Linked DNA regions of Homo sapiens: region 2 is linked to region 1. The links are chromatin loops, found by intact Hi-C in ENCODE. Cell type or tissue: gastrocnemius medialis. All regions are shown on one strand.

What was found. A loop is a pair of places that touch in the nucleus more often than their neighbours do. Peaks named below come from ENCODE experiments on the same cell type or tissue, not always from the same donor. Only the 100,000 strongest peaks of a DNase experiment are listed, where the experiment ranks them.
Region 2: it touches region 1 in a loop (8-fold over the local background); 1 of 110 quality-filtered maps calls a loop at or near these places.

What each region holds. Positions count from the first base shown.
Region 1 is chr2:111,134,169-111,138,168 of GRCh38, reverse strand. The region is part of intron 2 of BCL2L11 (BCL2 like 11); the gene reads right to left. Among named protein-coding and RNA genes, the nearest start is that of BCL2L11, 15 kb to the right of the region's middle. In gastrocnemius medialis, CTCF peaks have their summits at 2,173 (motif pointing right), 3,595 and 3,819; a DNase peak (open chromatin) is centred at 2,158; H3K27ac peaks cover 1,696 bases.
Region 2 is chr2:110,769,521-110,773,520 of GRCh38, reverse strand. All of the region lies in intron 2 of ACOXL (acyl-CoA oxidase like), which reads right to left. Among named protein-coding and RNA genes, the nearest start is that of ACOXL, 39 kb to the right of the region's middle. RefSeq lists an enhancer at 891-1,392. In gastrocnemius medialis, no CTCF peak of the experiment used is centred here; DNase peaks (open chromatin) are centred at 1,760, 2,260, 2,726 and 3,040; H3K4me3 peaks cover 629 bases; H3K27ac peaks cover 2,710 bases.

The sequences.
Region 1 (4,000 bases):
GGCGTCGTGGTGGGTGCCTGTAATCCCAGCTACTCAGAAGGCTGAGGCAGGACAATCACTTGAACCTGGGAGGTGGAGGGTGCAGTGAGCTGAGATCATGGCACTGCATTCCAGCCTGGGTGACAGTAAGATTCTATCTCAAAAAAAAAAAAAAAAGAAAGAAAGAAAGAAAGAAAAAAGGGAGAAAAGCCCACCTGTAACGAAAATACAACAATACCCACTACTGACAGTTTAATGTATTCTTATATTTTTGATATGCCAATGAACTTCTTTAATATTAAACTAGACTATCATAAATAATCTTGCAGCTTTTTAAAACTTAACATCAGGCCAACAGGCATTTCCCCTATGCCATTATTCTTTTTAACACCATGAAGACAGCACCAGTCTGCCAAAAAAAGGGCAGAATAATGTAGATTCTCCCCTCCCATTAGAGGACCAAGGACAGTCGTTTGGCTGTATAAACAATGCTGTGATGAACCCCCTTGCATATATGTTTCTGCTAGCATTTCCTGAAAAAAAAAAAAAAAAAAAAGTGGGGAGGAATGTTACATCTTCTGCTCTATGCCTGCAGTGCAGGGTCTGAGATGTGGGTGGCACAGAGCTTACAGTCAGCACAGGACCAAGCCTGTGAGGTCTCCAAGGACAGGTGTGATGAGACTTGCAGAGAAGGAAAGCAGTCTGAGGTCAGATGCCCCAGCACAAGTCTCAGCCATTGACCGAGCAGGGACCAGAAGTGGATTAGGCTAGAAATGTCACCACATGAGGAATACACCAAGAGACTGAGGCTGGTCTAACAAAGAAGGAATGGAGACAACTTAATTCTGGTGCGGGAGGTGGAGATGGGCAGGGAGAGGTGGTGGTTCATAGCGAGTCCTGTGACAGGCAGGATGACCACAGACATGAGGTGTGTGGAGACTGGGCCAATGATCAGATTTAATGGTTTTAAAGTAAGTGAAGCAGCAAGGCATCAGAATGTACAGCATTCAACTGGCAATTAGGTGTGTATCTCTAAACCTACTACAAGTACTCTAAATATAAAACAAGTCTGAATCTTTAGTAAGAAGTCCCCCCTAAGGCATATAAAATCGGAATTGGGTTACCCAGCCATTTTCAGGAGTGATGTTCGAAAGCAGCACAGAGCACGCCCTATGGTCACACCATGAGAGTCACACACAGTGGAGTTACAGCAATAGATATTACGGTTATCATCTGAAAAAGGTGGCCTGGATCACAGCTAAATCTCTTTCCATCATTGTAAGTCTGTTATTCCACATGGAGAGTAAAAAGGAGTGAAGAAGTAACTTCTACAATTCAGAGTAGTCTTTGCAGCCAGAGCCAACTGATACTGCTATGGTATAAACGTTACATGCCCCCAAAACTCTCGCTGAAACCTGACCTTGAAAGTGATGGGTGTTAGGAGGTGGGGCCATTGGAATGGGATTAGTGCTCTCACAAAAGAGACCCCAGAGAAACCCTCACATTTTCTATCACTCGAGGACACAGCTCGAAGGTGCCGTCTAAGTGGCCCTCACCGCACACCAAACCTGCTTTTGTCTTGTACTTATCACCCTCCAGAATTGTGAGAAATAAACTTCTGTTGTTTGTAAGCCACCCAGTCTCAGGTATTCCATTAGAGCAGCTCAAAGGGACTAAGACAAATAGCCACCATAAACACCTAAAGGAAGCTGCAGATCTCTAGTTCCACTAAGGTGGAGGAGCCATCTCCCCAGGTCCTTCCTCTCCCAACTGAAAACCCGAGACAGAACCTCAGACAACCCTAGAGAGAACACAGCAAGCAGGCCCAGGAAAACTGAAGCGGGAAATAGGACAGGCTGCTGGGGACCTCAGGACTTGAGGGATGACGGACAGGGAGTATGCCGTTTTCCTCACTCCCATGTATCCTGGACAGCATGCTGCAGAAGAAACCTCCAACTGGGCCTTTCCAAGAGGCGTAGATAACAGCTCCATGGGAGGCCTGTTCTCCATCGCCAAGGGACTGAAAAGAGGGTGACCTAACAACAGAAAACCACTCCATGACTCCTGCCCTACTCTAGCCAAACAGCAACGGGAAAACCACAACGCCCCTGGCAGCAGCCCCACAGCACCGCGTGGCCAGAGTGGGGAGTTGATCTTCCAGCCCATCCCCAGCCCAGGGGAAGCAGGAGGTGCTCTGATTCCACCACCAGATGGTGTCAGCAGGCCGATCTCCCAGACCCTCCCTGGCAGAAGCAGGCAGAGGTGATCCGGCTGCCCTGCCAAAGCAGTGTTAGTAGGGCAGTTATCTAACATCCCCTCCCAGGGTTACATTAGTGGGGCTGAGCAGTGAGCAGTGAGCTAAGCCTCCACCTCTACTAAACAGCAACGGGTGGGTACAAGGTGGGGTTAGTTAGTTGACATGACATTACACACACCCACTGAACCAGACAGTGCAAAACAGGGTTCATGGGCCCATCGGCTCTCCCAGCCCCAGCCTTGGGTGTCTGGGCACCCAGTGGGTACTGAGTCTTCGCCCCATCTGGCTAATTAAAGAGAACAAAAGAGAACTCTCCCATCTAGCATCAAAGAGGGAGAATCAGGTAGTAGAAAGTGGGCCTGGTTGGCATGTTGTACCTGACCCCCCCACCCCTGGTGGGGTCAGCTTCCCTCAGAGGGAAGCTGAGTTCTGACCTCTACTCTGCAGAAACAAGGTATGAGGCAGCCCTCTATGGTCTCCCTGCTTCCTGGTGTCAGCAGTGGCTGAGGGAGCCAAGCTTACACATCTCCCCCAACAACTGGACACAATAAAGCAGTGTGCACTGGGGCCCCTCTTTTGTTTGGAAAGTACCAGCAAAGCCAAGGAGAAATCTGAACTTCCAACTTACCTAGTAGAAACAGGCAGAAATCTTAGAATTGAAAAATATAATTAAACATAATTTTAAAAACAATCAGTGAATATGAGGCAAAATCAATAGAATTTACTCAATCTGAAGAGAGAGAAAATCTACTGGAAAAAAATGAACAGTCTCAGGAACTTACAGGACTAACAAAAGCACTAACATTCTTATCATCAGAGTTCCAAAAGAGAGGAAGGGACTGGAAAAGTATTTAAAGACATAATGGCTGAAAACTTCCCAAACCTGGCATAAAACGTGAAACTCCAGATTCAAGATGCTGAGTGCACCCCAAAAAGGATAAACCCAAAGAACCCATGACAAGACACATCACAATTAAACTTCTTAATACTAAAAGACAATCTTGAAAGCAGCCACATAGGAATGACACATAACTTAGTTGAGAACACCAATTCAGATGACAAGGGATTTCTCATCTAAAACCATAGAGGCCCTAAGAAAGTGGCATGTTTTCCAAGTACTGAAAGAGATACATCAACTGCGAATTCTATCTTCCGTGAAGATATCCTTCTGGACTGAAGGGGAAATAAAGACATTCCCAGAAGGAGAACTCAGAGGAGTTGTTACTAACAGACCTATCATTAAAGAACTAAGGAAGTTCTCTAAACAGAAAGGAAATGACAAAAGAAGAAAGCTTAGAACTTCAGAAAGGAAAGAACATTGGAAGGGGAAAAATGGAAGCGACTATTGGTAGACTAACAGTACTTTCTTAAATCATATTTGATGGTTGAAGCAAAAATAACAATACCAACTCATTCAGTGCTCAATGTACATGGAGGAAATACTTCAGACAATTATATTGGAAAAATGGGGCTAACGGAGCCTAAAGAAAAGTAAGGTTTCTACTCTTCAGCTCCCATCATAAAATGCTGTGACCATTGATACCAGTAGACTTAGAATATATATTTCACACACATACTGTAATACCTGGAACAACCACTAAGAAAATGATACAGAGCAATATATTTTAAAACACCATAAACATATCAAAACGAAATCCTAGAAAATGTTCGTATAACCCACAGTAAGGTTAAAAAACAAAAAAAGAAACAAGGAACAGAGGAAACAAAAAACAAATAACAAAAAGGCATTTAGACTTACATATA
Region 2 (4,000 bases), 360 kb after region 1:
GGCTGGCACTGGAAGTTGTGGGCAACAGGGTGGGGCCTGGGTGAGTTGGGACTGGGACAGGACAGACATCTCAGCCTCTTGGCAGATTCCTGGCTCAGCTCCTTTTGCACAACACACTCAGGGCTTAAATGTAAACGCTTCCCAGGAAAGGCTGTTTCTTCTCTCAAGGTCTGAGTAGAAAAGTAACCACCCTCCCCGGCATTCCCAAACACCTTCTAAGGTGAGCTGACCTTAGAACATTCTTCCATTTTAGATCTGATCACCCACCTGATATTTCTCCAAATACAAAAATACCTCAAACGGAGATTACCTAAAATTCTGATAAAAATAATAGTCATAATATATGTAATATAAATATAATGCAACCAATGTTCTACTAGTTCCCCTCTGATCTGCTGAGACTGAGCTTCCTGAGAAAATAGTAGACGATTTAGATCAGTGACTCTCAACCTTTATGGTCCCTGGACCTTTTCTGAGGATTCCAAAGAGGTTTTGTTTGTCCAGGCTACAGCTGTCAATTTACCATATTGCATAATTTTTATGAAAAATAGTCATAATTTCAAAAAACTCATGAGAAGAATGGCATTGTTTCACATTGTTTTAGTATCTGGCTCAATAAAAGATAGCTGCCCTTTCATAACTGCTTTTGTGCCATCTGTTGTGATATGTTGTTTTGGTTGAAGTTTATGATGAATATCCAGTGTCTCACATGCAGGTAGTTGGACATATACTTTCCACATAGCACCTGAAAGGGTATTGGGGACACACACGGGTCCTCGGGCCTTACTTTGAGAACCACTGGTTTAGATAACGATGGTGCAACTATGCCCCTCACTCGTGTGGATCATGGGGATAAAAACCAGAGCTCTGGGTGAGAGAGAGAACGGTTGTAGGCTGGTTGGGGGAGGGGAAGAAGGAGTCAGGGGTAGGATCTTCATCATCCAGGTATCTGTCCCCAACCCACACTACACTTGGCTGAAAGAAGCCTGATCCCAGCTGGCTCCCTCCTGGGGAAAGGTAATGTTGAGATGCGGTTTCCCTATGAGCCACCCACAAGCCCTGATTGGTAGGGACCAAATGCTTAATGGGAACAATTTTGGGGAGACAGGGTGCAGGAAAGGAGGCATAGTGCAGCAGTCCGCAACCCCAGATGCACAGTGGGTCACCTGGGAGATGTAAATGCTGACTTGATTAGCCTGAGCAAAAGCCTTCACAGCAGGAGTTTTGAAAGTTGTCTGGCTGCTTCTATTGTGCAGACAGGGGCAAGCACCACCTGTTTGACGTGGGCTCAGGAAGCAGAGCACCTGGGTTTGAATCCCTGGTTCACTAGTCATTTATATATACAACTCACTAATTGTATAACTAACCTCAGGCCAATTACTCAGCTTCAGTTTACTTATCTGTAAAATGGGAATGCCATGAGGGATGTTGTGAATACTGAATGACATCATCTATTTAAAGTTCTTAGTGTTGGGACTGTACCAGAACATGTACTCAGTCAACTTGAGCTGTCACTGTCTGCTATGGTGAAGATCAGTGCAGGCTGTCAGACTCTGTCAGCTTCCAGGGATGAGCATCTCTGAGGAAGCTGTCCCCCATGCAGGACAAGACACTGCCACAAAGTAGATGATAAGACCTGGGTCTTAGAGACAGAAGGTCTCTGCATCTGGAAATAGAGGCAGTTGGTGACTCCCCCAGCCCAGGATCCAATTCTGGAAACTTCAGGGGAACAAGAGAGCTCTTGGCTGAGGTGCACAAAGGTGATGTCACTAGAAACAGGTGCAGGAGAAGTTGGCACAGAGAACAATGATGGTGTTCACACTGTGTGTGTGTCTGTGTGTGTGTGCGTGCACACTCTGCAATCAGACTCATATTGTTTTTTCGCTTTAAAATTATTGAAACATCTCAAATCTATTACAGATGGCAGAGGGGAAAACACAGCGTGGAAATATTTTAATGGTTTATTCTTGGCCTGCGGACTGTCCATAGAGACCTGGAGTGAATGAGACTCCCTTCTTATTTGTCCCCTAGAACATCATCATTACACATTATACACCGCGTTCTGCCTCAGAGCTCATCGGATCATCCACAAAAGTGGAGAGCAACATGAAAGGGGGGTCCAGGGAAACACAGACGGGCCTGGCATGCTCCCTGAGCAGGCAGGACAGCCATGACTCAATCATTTTATTAAGAGGCAGGATGAATCATGTAACACTTCTAGAATTACTGGATGTGGACAGCTCCTCCAGCTGTTTACAGGGCGGAATTTGAGAGCCTTCAAACACAGATGTGCTGCCGAGTCTCATGACATCCGCCCAGCGAGATGAGCCTGCCGCACTGATGGCCAGTTTCATTTCCTTCAGGTTTATTGGCTTTTGTGAATTCATACAGAGAGAGGTGCCAAACAGGCCGAGATAATTCACAGAAATGACTGGAGGGATGGTCTAGGGCCAATCCTGTGCCTCCTGGAGGAATTATATCTAATCACCCAGGACAGAGAGTTGTCCAGGCTGCCTAAGGCCACTAAGTGAGCCAGGAAAACAGGAAGATAATTGGATCCAGAGCTCAACACGCTTCATCAGGAGCGAGATTACAGAGGCTAATCCTTCAGACTCAGCGGGTCGGGCTGCAATTAGCAAGCCTCATTAAGGGATCAGCTCTCACATCCGGGTCTTGAGTATTGACACTAAGTTAAGCCACAGACATGTTGGGCTGATTAAGGGAGCAAGAAGCTGGCCACAGGCCAAGATTTCACCTTCCAACCAGCCCCATGCCGAACGCACTTGGAGGCGACTCTGACAGAGAGAGTGGTTGGCAGCAAAGAGGTTGGTTGTTTTTGTGTTTTTTTTCTTTTTTGGTTGTATTCACAGCTCTAAATGGATGCTCCATCAAGAGGCAATTTCCTAGCTTGAAAATCTCTGCCAAACTACTTGGTATGAAATGATTTTTTACGCTTCGCAAGCACGCTCCACTTTGTCACATGGGAGTTTTCCTGTGCCAAGTGAACATCCATCTGCACGTTCTCCAGCTCAGCTGACACTGCAGCGCCCTTGTCAGCGTGGAGGTGCCTGCAGTATCGCAGCGCAGGTGGTGCCAAGGCTCTGCCTGTAATTCCTTCCTGAGAAGACTCCAGGATTGGTCCTTGTCTCCTTAGACAACCTACCAAAGGTTGGTGGGATTGTGGGGAAGGGAGAGGGATCTACTTTCAAGCATGGATCCCAGGCCCCCACTAGCTCCATTCTACGCTCCACAAAGAAAGGCGCCCCTGTGGTCTCCTGAACTGGGAGGACTCCATCCCTCAGTCCTCAGACTCTCCCTCCCAGACCATGCTGGGTGGGGAAAGGGCTGGGCTGCTGCAGGATAGGGTCGGCTCCTCAGCATGCCGCTGAGCTGCAGCTACCCTAGTTCAGGCTCCTCCCTTAGGGGGTCTCAGAGGGCGGGTGGTGTTGGGTTTTTTGTTTGTTTGTTTGTTCATTTTGAGACAGGGTCTCACTCCGGTTGCCCAGGCTGGAGTGCGGTGGTGCGATCATAGCTCACTGCAGCCTCGACCTCTGGAGCCTCAAACGATCCTCCCACCTCAGCGTCCCAAGTAGCTGGTACTACAGGTGTGGGCCACCATGCCTGGCTAGTATTTGTTTAGTGTTTTGGGGTTTTTGGGGTTTTTTATTTTATTTTATTTTATTTTTTGAGACAGAGTCTCGCTTTGTTGCCCAGGCTGGAGTGCAGTGGCGCAATCTCAGCTCACCGCAACCTCCGCCTCCTGGTTCAAGGGATTCTCGTGCCTCAGCCTCCCAAGTAGCTGGGACTACAGGCGTGCACCACCACACCTGGCTAATTTTTGTTTTGTTTTGTTTTGTTTTGTTTTGTTTTAGTAGAAACAGTGTTTCACCATGTTGCCCAGGCCATGTTTCGCCATGTTGAGGCCAGGCTGGTCTCAAACTCCTGGCCTCAAGTGATCCACCTGCTTCCCTCCCAAAGTGCTAGGATTACAGGCATGAGC